2 separate regions of the Homo sapiens genome follow, and region 2 is linked to region 1. The links are chromatin contacts, found by POLR2A ChIA-PET in ENCODE. All regions are on one chromosome and are shown on one strand. The core of a region is the stretch at or near the end of the contact, and the rest is flanking DNA. Distances in the headings are between cores, read along the strand shown.

Region 1 (6,825 bases), core at 2,281-4,780:
CTCGGGGGGGCCACACTGAGGAAGTGAGGCAACTTTAGAGTTGAGGACCCATGGAGGAGATGGGGCTGTCATGAGGAGAGTGTTCCAGGCAGAGGGACAGCACGTGCAAAGGTCCTGGGGTGGGAGACTGCTGCTGGAGGAGGCTGGTGCAGGGGCAAGAAGGCAGAGTCATGGGAGGTGAGGCCAGGGAGGCAGGGGAGGCTGGGGCAGATCCAGCAGAGCTTCTTGGGGCACAGTGAGGAGCCCAGATTGCATCCTCGGGACGGAGGGCAGCCACGGGAGAATTCTCAGCATTGGAGGGACGAAGGTGGGATCCTCTCCCCACAGCAGCACACAGGGCCGTTCAATGCACACACGTTGAATCAAAATCCCAATGATGGCCAGGCACAGTGGCCCACACCTGTAACCCTGCCACTGCCCAGCACTCTGGGAGGCCCAGGTGGGTGGATCACTTGAGGCCAGGAGCTTGAGACCAGCCTGGCCAACATGGCGAAACCCTGCCTCTACTAAAAATACAAAAATTAGCCAGACACGGGGGTGTGTGCCTGTAGTCCCAGCTACTCGGGAGGCTGAGACAGGAGAATCACTTGAACCCAGGAGGCGGAGGTTGCAGTGAGCCGAGATCATACCACTGCACTCTAGCCTGGGCAACAGAGCGAGACTCTTTCTCCAAAAAAAAAAAAAAAAAAAATTCCCAATGGCTGAAGAAGACCCCAGTGATACCACCTGCCTGTCTGTAGAATATGTTCCTACCCGTGTCTCAAATCCTTCCTTGGGCCTCAGTTTCTCCCTTTGAATAGTGGACGGGCACTCCCAACTCAAGTGGTGATGATGATTTAAATCCCACAAACAGAGAAAGAAGGCCCTGAGCACCTACTGTGTGCTGGGGGGCAGGGGCCGGCCTCCAGGAGGCACCTGCCATGGGCATTTTGCATAAGATGTCCGGCTGCTCCTGAGGCCTCTGGAGCACCAAAGCCTGTGTTCAGGTCCCAGTTCCGCTCCTTAGGATGTCTTGGCCTCTCTGGGCCTCAGTTTCCTCATCTACAAAATAGGGTTGATAATAATACCTACCTCATGGAATCGTTGTGAGGATTAAATTCATTGATACCTGTAAGGTAAGGAAACAAGGACTGGACCAGAATAAGTGCTCAATTTCTGGTCATTTTTATGGTTAATTTCCTAAACTCTCTCCTTAAGCTCCCCACCTGTCTGCTCCCCACCAGCCCCCTAGCGCTGGATTTCTCGGCTCTGTCCCTACACAATAAGTCCAGTCTCACCTCTGAGCTCTATGCGTCCCCCAGCAGCCAGGAAGGTGTTTAAAATGACACTTCTCTGCTCAGTACTGCAGTGTCTCCCCCTGTCCAGGCCAGGTCCTCCCTGGGGGATTGTGCCTGTCCCCCGGCCACACTTACACCATCCTCATTCTCCACTCCTCCCTCCAGCTGGAGCAACCTCTGGGTCTCAGAGGGTTCCATCCACCCTGCCTCGGCCACTTTGCACGTGCTGTTCCCTCTGCCCAGGACACCCTTCCTCCCACTGTTCTGCCTGCGCTGACTCTTCCTTCTGTGGGGAACCATCTGGGGCTTTCTGGGGCTGCCACAGACTGCTCATGCGGTGCCCTGTGTTTCCCATATGACAGCACCAGCTGAAAGGACATGTCAGGGTCCCCAGCTAAACTGGGAACACCTGGAGGCTAACTCCTTCTCTGCAAGGCTTGGAGGCTGTCTGGGGAAGGCAGGTGGCAATCACAGTGGGGGTCTACTGTGAGTCGAGAGAGTTGAGGTGAGTCGAGTGAATACACTTAACTTAAACTGACTTTAGCCAGGTGCAGTGGCTCAAGCCTGTAATCCCAGCACTGTGGGAGGAGGCCAAGGCAGGAGAATCACTTGAGGCTAGGAGTTTGAGACCAGCCTGGACAACATAGTGAGACCCTATCCCTACAACAAATAAAATTTGAAAATTAACCAGGCATGGTGGCATGTACCTGTAGTCCCAGCTACTCAAGAAGCTGAGGCAAGAGGATTCCTTGAGCCCGGGAAGTCGAGGCTGCAGTGAGCTATGTTCTTGCCATTGTACTCCAACCTGGGTGACAGAGCAAGACCCTATCTCTAAAAAGGTAACAAATAAATAAAAACTTGGCCAGGTGCGTTGGCTCACGCCTGTAATCCCAACACTTTGGGAGCCCAAGGTGGACAGATCACCTGAGGCTGGGAGTTCGAGACCAGCCTGACTAACATGGAGAAACCCTGTCTCTACTAAAAATACAAAATTAGCCGGGCGTGGTGGCACATGCCTGTAATCCCAGCTACTCGGGAGGCTGAGGCAGGAGAATCACTTGAACCTGGGAGGCGGAGGTTGCAGTGAGCCTAGATCGAGCCATTGCCCTTCAGCCTGGGCAACAAGAGCGAAACTCCATCTCAAAAAAAAAAAAAAAAAAAAACTTGTAAAAGTTGAGATGAGGTGTGTTGAGGAGCTGGGTGGAGCTGAGCTGAGCATTCAACAGAGCAGGATTGACTTGAGCTGAGCTGAGGTGGGTGGGATTGCAGTGAGTGGCGCTGAGCTGAAGTAAACTGAGGTGAACTGAGGTCAGCTGAGCTGAGCGGAGGTGAGGTGAGTTAAGCAGAGTTAGTTGGGTTGAGTTGAGTCAGGTAGAGGTGAGTTTTCACCTGAACTGCGCTCTGCTGAGTGGAGGGGCGCAGGGCTGATGTCAGTCGTGCTGATGAGCTGGGTTGTGTCAAACTGAGCAAAGGAGGGTTGAGTGGAGACACATTAAGCTGAGTCGAGTTCAACTAAACACAATGAGTGGAGTTCTGTTGAGTTGAATTCAGTTGAGGTATTGCGTGGATTCAAATCAAGTTAAGGTGAGTTTATTTTTATTTATTTATTTATTTATTTTTGAGATGGAGTCTCGCTCTGTCACCCAGGCTGGAGTGCAGTGGAGCCACCTCTGCTCACTGCAACCTCCGCCTCCTGAGTTCAAGCGATTCTCCTGCCTCAGCCTCCCGAGTAGCTGGGATTACAGGCACCTGCCACCACACCCAGCTAATTTTTGTATTTTTAGTAGAGACAGGGTTTCACCATGCTGGCCAGGCTGGTCTTGAACTCCTGACCTCAAATGATCCACCTGCCTCGGCCTCCCAAAGTGCTGGGATTACAGGCATGAGCCACCGCACCCGGCCTATCTTCGCTTTATACATAAAAAAATTAAGATGTTTTTTACCCCATAAGAATTAATTTCCACCCCTGTGGGGGCAATGTCACCTCCACACACACACACCCAAATGCCCGAGAGAATGCCTAAGTCAGGCTGAGCAGAGGCAAGGAGAGGGATCCGTCTACAAAAAGGATCTGTTTTGACTTCCTGGAGGAGGCAGTCTCTGGCGTGGATTGTGATTACCACAAGGCTGAGGCCCAGGCCAAGGCCAGCCCAACCTCAGTTGGAGTTCTCCTTCCACCACGCCCTGTTTCCTTCTCCCCTCCTCCAGCCCCATTTCCTCACCTGTGAAATGAGATATAGTAACAGAAGAAACAACAAACGTACAGGCCCTGAAGCAGGTACCAGCTCGGCATATTGACTTTAGCTGAGGGAGGTTCCTGTGGTTGGAGGGGTGAAAGGGAGAGGAGGGGCGGTCAGTGGAGCTCCATCACGTCAAATCTTGCGGGACACGGGCAGGAGTTGAAGTCTATCCTGAGGACAATGGGGAGCTATGGGAGGATTCTGAGCAGGAGAAGGACGTGACGTGCATAAATGAAGCCTCTGGATGGACCCTGAATGGACTCCCCAGGGGCCCAGGACAGTGCACCTAGATGGCCGAGCTAATTGTCCATGCTCTGGCCACAGGGGGCAGAATCTGAGGCTCATGTTCACAGCCTCCTTTGTGGGAGACAGAACATCTGCCTCATACAGCAGAAAATTCTCCACACATAGGAAGGAGGTTCGGATTCTGGACAGTTGGAAGAAATGCCTCAAAACGCCCAACAGTAACAAGAAATAAACAATTGGACAGAGTGCTGTGGGGCTGGTTGGATAGAGGGAAAAAGGCCCAGGCCAGGCCTCTTGGGGTCTGCCCCAACCCCAAGACCCCAAGCCACCTCCCATACATACAAAGCCATGCCCTGGTCCCCAGTCTGGGGTGGCGGGCCCTGAACACTGCTGGGTCCCAGAACCTCATGCCAAGAGTTGCCTTCTTCACGGTATGTGTCACCTGCTTTCATTAACCACTAAAAGGGTGTTCCAGGCAGGGTGTGGAGGCTCACGCCTGTAATCCCAGCACTGTGGGAGGCCGAGGCAGGAGGATCACTGATCGAGACCAGCCCAGGCAGCATAGCAAGACCCTGTCTCTACAAAAAATTAAATTAAAAATTAGCCAGGCGGATGATGCAGTCTTGTCGTCCCAAGCTACTCGGGAGGCTGAGGTGGGAGGATCACTTGAGCCCAGGAAGTTGAGGAGGCAGTGAGCTGTGGTTGCGCCACTGCACTCCAGCCTGGGTGACAGAGTAAGACCCTCTTAAAAAAAAAGGCTGTTCCAGCAGCATGCACAGTGACACTCAAGGGGCCCCATGGGACACCCTCAACCCAGAGATTTCCCCTTTTGGAAAGACAAGCTCTACGGACAAGCAGACCCAGGTGCCCACCTAGGCTAGTGATGTCGCCTCTCTGAAACTGTTTCCTTACCGTGAAAGGGCCAGAGCCTTCCCCACCTTTCAATGGAAGAAAGTCACCTTCCCACCCAGGATGTCGGGGTGGCCTAACACTGGTCTTCAGAGTCACAAAGATCCTGATTTTATTCCCACTGTCCACACACCTGTTAGGTACCAGGAACCAAACTGGGTACTTTACATCTAGAGCTCTATATAATCCTCACGGCAGCCCATGGGGGCAGAGCCAGGACTCAGACCCAGGTCTGCCTGATATACAAACCCTTGCCTTAACCACTGGGCCATAGACCAGTGGATGCCAACCACTCCTTAGCGAGTGCCTACCGTGTGCCCAGCACTGTGCTGAGCAATCTACAGGAATTTCATGCCTCATCCTCACCACAAACCTCATGAAGTGAAACCATCTCCAAGTCCAGGTGAGAACACTGAGGCTCAAACAGGCGAGGAGCTTGCTCAAGAACAGGGAGATGCAGAACACTGAAATGTACACCCAGGTCTGTCTGAAGCTAAAATTCCAGTGCTTTCTACTATGCCACTAGTAAGAATGAAAATAGCTAGCATGTATTGTGCACCAGCTATATGCCTGGCCCTGCTCTATATACTTCATCTGCATCATCTCTCAGTCATCACCACACCCTGTGAGGGGGATGTAAATATTATCATCTCCATTTTCTTTTCTTTTTTTTTTTTTTTTTTTGAGACAGAGTCTTAGTCTGTCACCCAGGCTGGACTGCAGTGGCGTGATCTCGGCTCACTGCAACCTCTGCCTCCTGGGTTCAAGTGATTCTTGTGCCTCAGCCACCCGAGAAGCTGGGACTACAGGTGTGTACCACCATGCCCAGCTAATTTTTGTATTTAGTAGAGATGGGGTTTCACCATATTGGCCAGGCTGGTCTCGAACTCCTGGCCTCAGGTGATCTGGCCACCTCAGCCTTCCAAAGTGCTGGGATTACAGGCGTGAGCCACCATGCCCAGCCAATCATCTCCATTTTCAAAATGAGGAAACTGAGGTTCAGAGAGGGACATGAACCTGACCAAGTTCACACAGTGGGAAAGGTGCAGAGCTGAGATTCAAGCCCAGGGTAGCTGGCCCCAGCACCCATGTCCTTCATCTCCCATCTACAAACCTGGCTCCAGACACACCTCCTCCATGAAGCCTCTCAAGACTCATCCCTGTCTCTGCCACCCCATCCCCGCCTCTGCCACCCCATCCCCATTACTGCACATCCCCATAGGCTTTTCCATGTTTGTGTTTGCCATGGGCTGCAAGCAACGTCATTCCCAGAATATTTACTTTGACCTCCCCTAGTCTACCCACCAGCCTATACCCAGACAAGGGGCCCTGGACCAGCCAGAGCCCTGCCTGCTCCCTGATGATTAATTAAACCCCCAACCTTGACCATGTCTGCCATCCAGGCCTCGTGCTCAGTGACCTCAGCCTGGCGTGGTGAGAGTGGGAGGGATGGGGAAGCGGTGGAGACGGTTCTGTGGGATGGTGGGGTCTCCCCTGCCACCCACCTGCTCCCTAGGAGGAGCTTTAGCAATCAGAAAAGGCAGTGGTTTTACCAAGAAAAGGAGGAAGAAAACACAGGCAGAGGGCAAGAAGCTCATGGCATGAGTGACTCAACACCCAGTGGGCGGGGGGAGAACTGGAGGGTGGACTCCAAGGAGCTTCTGGCCTAAGGCGGGGTCGGCAGCCCAGGACGGGGGCCAGTGGCAGAAGGACCCAGGAAGGAGCTTGGCAGGGAAGAGGGATGCACGTGATTCGAACATCTGTGTGCCGGCTCAGACCTCCCTGCCACCCCCAGCAGCCCTGAGAGGCAAGGGGCCGCATTCCCATTAAATGGAGCAAAACACTGAGGCTCAGAAAGCAAAGTGACTTGCCCCAGGTCACACGGCATCTAAGTGGTGGAGCAGGCATTGGAACCCATGTCAATGGCTCAGAGAAGGAGTTAAAAACACAGACTTTATAGTCAGACCTGGATTCCAAGCCAGGCTCTTCCACTTGTAACCATGTGACCTTGAGCATGTCACCACTCCCTGGCCTCAGTTTCTCTGTCTGCACAATGGGCATAGCCACATGCCAACCTCATAGATCTTTGAGTGGACTCTATGAGCAGCACAGAGACTGTCTTAAATCAGAGAGGGCCATTGTGGGACTGATAG
Region 2 (6,703 bases), core at 2,417-4,916, 260 kb before region 1:
TACTTCTTCATTTCAGGAGCGAAATTGGTATCTGGTGGGGTGAAAGCAGAACCTCGGCCTTCATGCAACTCTGTGTTTGGGTATGGAATGATCCTCTCATATTGGTCTTAGCAATCTGCACGTGTGTCTCTCTCAGCCCTCACAGTCGTGGATCCTGTAGTATTCATCTTGCTATGTCCCCAGGGCCTAGCCCAGGACCTGGGCGAGAAGAGGTGCTCCCTGAATGCTTGTCAAATAAATATATGAAGAATTAATCATCACATCCCATTTTATCACCTCCCTAAACAGAGTCATTTTCCCTCCCCACTGCCTTCCTGCATTCCTCTAGGGCAAGATGGTTCTTGCAGAGAGAGAGAGAGAGAGAGTGAGAATGAAGAAGAGGTTAACCCAATTGTCATTTCCAAAGCAGCTGTTAATCCCTGCCTTCTTAAATTACCCTTATTGTACCCACTTTCAGCCTCAATGTTGGGTCAGCACTGAGGCAACTCTGACTTTGGTCTCCTTTAAAAAAAAGGAAAAAGAAGGAAGGAGGGAGAGAAGGAAACTCTGCCTGTATTCAAACCATTTCAAGAAACATGGTTGAACTAAAGAGAGAAGCAATTTAAAGTGGGTGTTTTCACACGCAGAGCTGGAAGTTCTAGCATTGGAGGTAGGACATTTTTGTTGTTCTTATTTCTTTTTCTTATCACAAAAGGAATACTCATTTAATGAAGAAAACTTGAAAAGTGCATATAAAAGAGACACAACTTACTTTTTTTTTTTTTTTTTAAACGGAGTTTCACTCTTGCTACCCAGGCTGGAGTGCAATGGAGCGATCTTGGCTCACCGCAACCTCTGCCTCCCAGGTTCAAGCAATTCTCCTGCCTCAGCCTCCCTAGCAGCTGGGATTACAGGCACGCACCACCATGCCTGGATAATTTTGTATTTTTAGTAGAGACAGGGTTTCTCCATGTTGGTCAGGCTGGTCTCGAAATCCCGACCTCAGATGATCTGCCTGTCTCGGCCTCGCAAAGTGCTGGGATTACAGGCGTGAGCCACTGCGCCTGGCCCACAACTTACTTTTAACTCTTACTACCTGTGCTGGTCACTGCTCACGTGTTGTGTGTGTGTTTTTTGTTTTGTTTTGTTTTTGTTTGAGACGGAGTCTCACTCTGTCCCTCAGGCTGGAGTGCAGTGGTGCGATCTCGGCTCACTGCAAGCTCTGCCTCACGGGTTCACGCCATTCTCCTGCCTCAGCCTACCGAGTAGCTGGGACTACAGGCGCCCGCCACCATGCCCGGCTAATTTTTTTTTTGTATTTTTAGTAGAGACGGGGTTTCGCCGTGTTAGCCAGGACGGTCTCGATCTCCTGACCTTGTGATCTGCCCACCTCGGCCTCCCAAAGTGCTGGGATGACAGGCGTGAGCCACCGCGCCTGGCCACTGCTCACATTTTGGTAAGCACATTTTCACAAGTTCTTAGGTCTCTCTGTCACTTCATCTCGATCTTCATCCTCCCTTTATTCTAACCCCTCCCTTTCACTCTGTCTTTCTGAGGTCTCTGTCTCTCTCTTTCTCTTTTTATCAATTTTTTTTTTTTTTTTTTTTTTGGTGACAGAGTCTCACTCTGTTGCCCAGGCTGGAGTGGCACAATCTTGGCTCTTTGCAAGCTCTGTTTCCTGGGATCAAGTGATTCTCCTGCCTCAGCCTCCCAAGTAGCTGGGATTACAGGCATGTGCCACTACGCCCAGCTAACTTTTTGTATTTTTAGTAGAGACAGGGTTCACCATGTTGGCCAGGCTGGTCTTGAACTCCTGACCTCAGGTGATTCGCCCGCTCAGCCTCCCAAAGTGCGAAAGAGATAAATACCCCAGCTCCTTGCTTCTCAGGTATGGCAATGTGGAGGCATGGCCCTTACATGGGTGGGTTTGAGCCCCACTGGCCCACATGCTCATTCATGTCCCTTCCCAGACATTATTTGAAGACATTATTTGAAGACATCAGGAGCATTTTTACTGTTTAAGCCACTTTGGATTGGCTTGCTACTTGCAGTTGAGAGCATGCTAACTGGTACATGGTCTTTGTCTTCTGTCTCTATCTTCCTGTAGCCCTATGGGTCTGAAGTTCAGCCATATTCCTTCCCCAGAGCCCTAGTTGCCTTGGAAGTCAAGATCTTTTAGAAGCCACCTGCATCAACTTTTCACCACTGTCCTAAATCAGAAACTTCGTGGTCACTTCCCCACTCCTCACCTGCTGCCTCCAAGGATCTCCTCAGGAATAAATTACTTGCATTTAAATCCTTGTCTCAGAGTTGGCTTCTGGAGGAACTCAGATGAAGATGGCAGACTTATCACTTTTCCTTTTGTCTAACTAAAAGGCTTCAAATAGAAATCAATTATTCAACTGATTATGAATCCAAAAATTTCTGGCATATTTGAAAGAGCAGATCATCCCGACTTTTAGTCCTCAAGATATCAAAAATATTGCATCTCCATCTAGCACCTCCCCCCCCATTACACACCTGCTTTGTGCTAGGCACTTTACATGTGCAACAGGATGATGTTAGGGGTGCTCTGAGTCTCTTGGCCTAAGTTCAAAGGTCATTCAGCAGTTGGGGTCAGCCACCTTCCTTCACGGCTCGCTGTGGAGCCATTTCAGCAGAATGGCAGCCCATCCTTATGCCCATTCTACCGTGGGCGTCAAGGAGAAGGGGAAAGAGAGCACGTCTTGCTTCTCCTGCTCCCCCTACCCATTGTCCCAGCTCCAAGCCACTAGAATCATGAGTCTGGCTTGAACTGGGTGACATGGGGCCAGGGGATCTAAAAGAACTTTGAATCAGATCTGAGAATGAAGTTTTTTCCAAGGAAATTTATATTGAACTATAAAACACATACAGAAAAGTATATGTGTGTACATGCACACAGATATATCATAAGTGCACGGCTCAGTGAATTTCCCCAGACTAAACATGCTCACATAACCTGCACCCAGATCAAGATACAGAACTCTCCCAGCCCCTCAGAAAGCTACCTAGTAACCCTCCTAGTCACTACCCTTTGCCAAGGGTGACCACTATCCTGCTAACACCCTGGATTGCTTTTGCCTGTTTTTGAACTTCACATAAATGGAATCATGCCGTGCATGCTTTTTGGTGTCTGTCTTCGTTTGTTCGACATCATGACCATGAGACTGGGTCTCGTTGTGCTTCACTGGTTGAGACTGACATTCTAATTGGAGGAGATTTGGGTTTTAAGACCTGAAATAGACAGCTTTGGTAACCAAAGAGTCAGTCAGGCATGCTATGGAATTGTTGAGAGGCTGGTTGAGGAAGCCCATTCTTTAATAGCTCCGTGACTTTGGGCAACTCATTTAAGTTCTTTTTTCTCTATTTCTGTAAAATGGAGATAACTATTGGTCCCTACCTCAGAAGCTCATTGTGAAGATTTGGTGAGTAATATATGCCAAGAGCTTAGGCAAGTGCCTGGCACAGAGGCGGGGCCACCTGGGAGCTTGCCGCTACCTCTGCTCCTGCCTCTACTACCACTACTCTGTTATTCTGATCATTCCCCAGAGGGAAAAAGGAAATTTCAACAGAGACCATTTGGTAGCAATTATTGTAAAAATAAAGTGGTTTCGTAGTTACACCTCAACAAGTTGAGACGTACCCCTGAACCAGTTAGACATGTGTCACCTCAGTTAAAGTTCACATCAGCCCTGAGAAGTGAATGCTTGTTTGACAAATGAGGCAACTGAGGCTCAGAGGGAGAAGCAACGCACTCCCTCAACTCACTCCCACAGGGTTACAGAGCGAGCTGGTGGTGGAGCCAGGGTCTCTGTGACCCTGTGTGCTGTTCTCCTTGCCCTTTTACCTAATTCTCCTGCTGGAGCTGGTGGTCCTTAGGATGCACTGGGATGACCCCATTGGACTGCCTTTGGCATGACCTTCTAAAGCATGTGGTGCTGCTTTAGAACTTATCAAAATATTTTCTGTGTGGATTTCCCATCAGCCTGTTCACATGAGGCTTAATCTTTCTTGTGGGTCTCATAAGTAGCACTTTATGAAATACCAGGTGAGTCAGTCATACTCAGCAAACGAGTTTTATGATGACTAAGAATGTTGGGGCTTTTTGCTGAAATTAGCCAACTGAGGTAACAGAATTCTTCCATTGCATATCACAGAAATTGGTTCTGGTCAGGCCGGGTGTGGTGGCTCATGCCTATAATCCCAGCACTTTGGGAGGCCGAGGCAGGCGGATCTCCTGAGGTTAGGAGTTCAAGACCAGCCTGGCCAACATGGTGAAACCCCATCTCTACTAAAAACACAAAAAATTAGCTGGGCCTGGTGGCGGGCGCCTGTAATCCCAGCTACTCGGGAGGCTGAGACAGGAGAATCGGTTGAACCTGGGAGGTGGAGGTTGCAGTGAGCCGAGATGGCGCCACTGCACTCCAGCCTGGGCAACAAGGACGAAACTGCGTCTAAAAAAGAAAAGAAAGAAAGAAGGAAAAAGAAACTGGTTCTTACCAACAGAAACAGAAAAGGAATTTGTTAGAAGGATATAAGGTGCTTTTTAGAAATGGAGCAAGAAAGCTCTGAAACCAAGTTTAGAAAGAATTGGCCACATGATGCGCTGGGGGATCTTGCTGGCATCAACTCACGAGTGTGCTCTTCAGCTCTGAGGGTGCGGCACTCAGGACGCTTTGGCTGCAAGTAACAGAAAACTCAACTCAACCTGGCTTAAGCAGTAAGGGAGTTTATTGTAGGAAGGGCAACACCAAGGTTGGTTGATTCAGAGGTTCAAGAATGTAATTGAGATCCAGGGTTCTCTCTCTTTCTTCCCATTACTATCCATGTGTTGGCTTTATCTGAAAACTGGTTCCCTGTGGCTGCAAAACGGGGCACGCTGCCAGTAGTGATTATGACGGTAAGATCATTTGCTAAATCATCCAGTGCGAAAGAGAGGGAGTGTCTCCCCATAGCTCTCTCTTGAGAGTAAGGAAATGTTACTGCCAGAAGTCCCCAAGAAATCTATCCTGGTGTCTTTTTTTTTTTTTTTTTTTGAGGCAGGGTCTCACTGTGTTGCCCAGGCTGGAGTGTAGTGGCGTGATCATGGCTCACTGCAGCATCAACCTCCTGGGCTCAAGCAATCCTCCCACCTCAGCCTCCTGAATAGCTGGGACTACAGGAGTGCACCACCACACCCAGGTAATTAAAACTTTTTTTTTTTTTTTTTGTAGAGACAGGGTCTCACTATATTGTTCAGGCTGAACTTGAACTCCTGGCCTCAATGATCCTCCCACCTCAGCCTCCCAAAGTGCTGGAAATACAAGTGTAAGCCACTGCAGCCAGCTCCCCTGGTGTCCTATTGGGCAAAACTGGCTTGGGCCTGTTCACTCCTGAACCAATCATCAGCAAGAGGCACAAGGGATGATTTTGGCCCCCAGGGGACATTTGACAACGTGTGAAGACATTTTTGGTTATCATAACTAGGAGAGGTGCTAGTGGCATCTCGTGGGTAGAATCTGGGGCTGCATCTATATATCCTATAATGGACAGGACAGCTCCTTCCCATCCCTTGCACACAGAAAAGAATGAACTCTCCCCAAATATCAACAGTCCTGATATTGAGAAACCTTGGCTTAGACAAATCAGGCACATCCCTGCTCCTGGGATATAATAGCCTGGTGAGAGTCATCCACAGTTTCCACTGCAAACTTTCTTTCAGAACTTTTTTTTGTCATTCTGTTTGAGATTGAAATTTCAGAGAGGGTTTGTTTGGCTTGGCCTGGGTTACATACCCATTTACAGAATAGTAGAGGACAAGGCACTGTGGTTGACCTGAAGCTCCTCCACAGGAAGCTTGGGATACTGGCATGGGAAGTGGAACGGATGTTAAACAAGCAACAACAACAAAAAAGCCCACCTCAACTGGGATGAACTTCCTCAGTGACATTCCTTACAAAGAAGAGGGAGACATCCTGGAATGATATGGGGGAGGGGTGGGGAGAGGGACAGTATGATATATATTAGCTTGACTTTATTATTTTTGTGTATATTTTTGGAGATGGAGTCTTGCTCTGTTGCCAAGGCTGGAGGGCAGTGGCACGATCTTGACTCACTGCAACCTCCACCTCCCGGGTTCAAGTGATTCTTCTGCCTCAGCCTCCCGAGTAGCTGGGATCACAGGCATGTGCCACCATACCCAGCTAATTCTTGTATTTTTAGTAGAGACAGGCTTTCACTGTGTTGGCCAGCCTGGTAGCTTGACTTTAGAGATGACTGTCATCAATTCCTTCCCTCCCCATATGTGTGTGCCACTCCTCCTTGAGATAGGGGGTCTAATCCTCAGCCCCCTTGAATTTGGCCTGGGCTTGACCTTGTGACTGTTTTGACCAATAGAAAATAGTGGAAATGATGCTGGGTCAGTTCTGGACTTCCTGCTCCAGTAGCCAACTGCATGAGAGACCCCCATGTGAGAGCCACTCAGCTAAGCTGTCAACCCATAGAACTGTGAGTGGTATAAATAATTGTTGTTTTTAAGCCACTAGCCACTAGGTTTTTTTTTTTTTTTTTTTTTTTTTGAGACGGTGTTTACGTCTGTTGCCCAGGCTGGAGTGCAGTGGCATGATCTCGGCTCACTGCAGGCTCCGCCTCCCAGGTTCACGCCATTCTCCTGCCTCAGCCTCCCGAGTAGCTGGGACTACAGGCACCCGCCACCACGCCCAGC

What was found. ChIA-PET counts read pairs that join two places held with the same protein, here RNA polymerase II (POLR2A).
Region 2: POLR2A ChIA-PET joins it to region 1 with 16 read pairs in activated naive CD4-positive, alpha-beta T cell. The contact joins two enhancer-like sites. POLR2A ChIA-PET finds 5 or more read pairs at or near these places in 5 of 52 experiments (HEK293T, MCF 10A, Panc1 and 2 more).

Annotation. Positions count from the first base shown.
Region 1 is chr20:50,226,121-50,232,945 of GRCh38, reverse strand. No RefSeq gene overlaps it. Among named protein-coding and RNA genes, the nearest start is that of CEBPB-AS1, 37 kb to the right of the region's middle. RefSeq lists an enhancer at 6,100-6,394. Within about 2 kb of position 3,530, at least 2 of the 41 ENCODE cell types and tissues checked have a DNase peak (open chromatin) inside an H3K27ac peak, as active enhancers do.
Region 2 is chr20:50,490,539-50,497,241 of GRCh38, reverse strand. No RefSeq gene overlaps it. Among named protein-coding and RNA genes, the nearest start is that of PTPN1, 16 kb to the left of the region's middle. Within about 2 kb of position 3,666, at least 3 of the 41 ENCODE cell types and tissues checked have a DNase peak (open chromatin) inside an H3K27ac peak, as active enhancers do.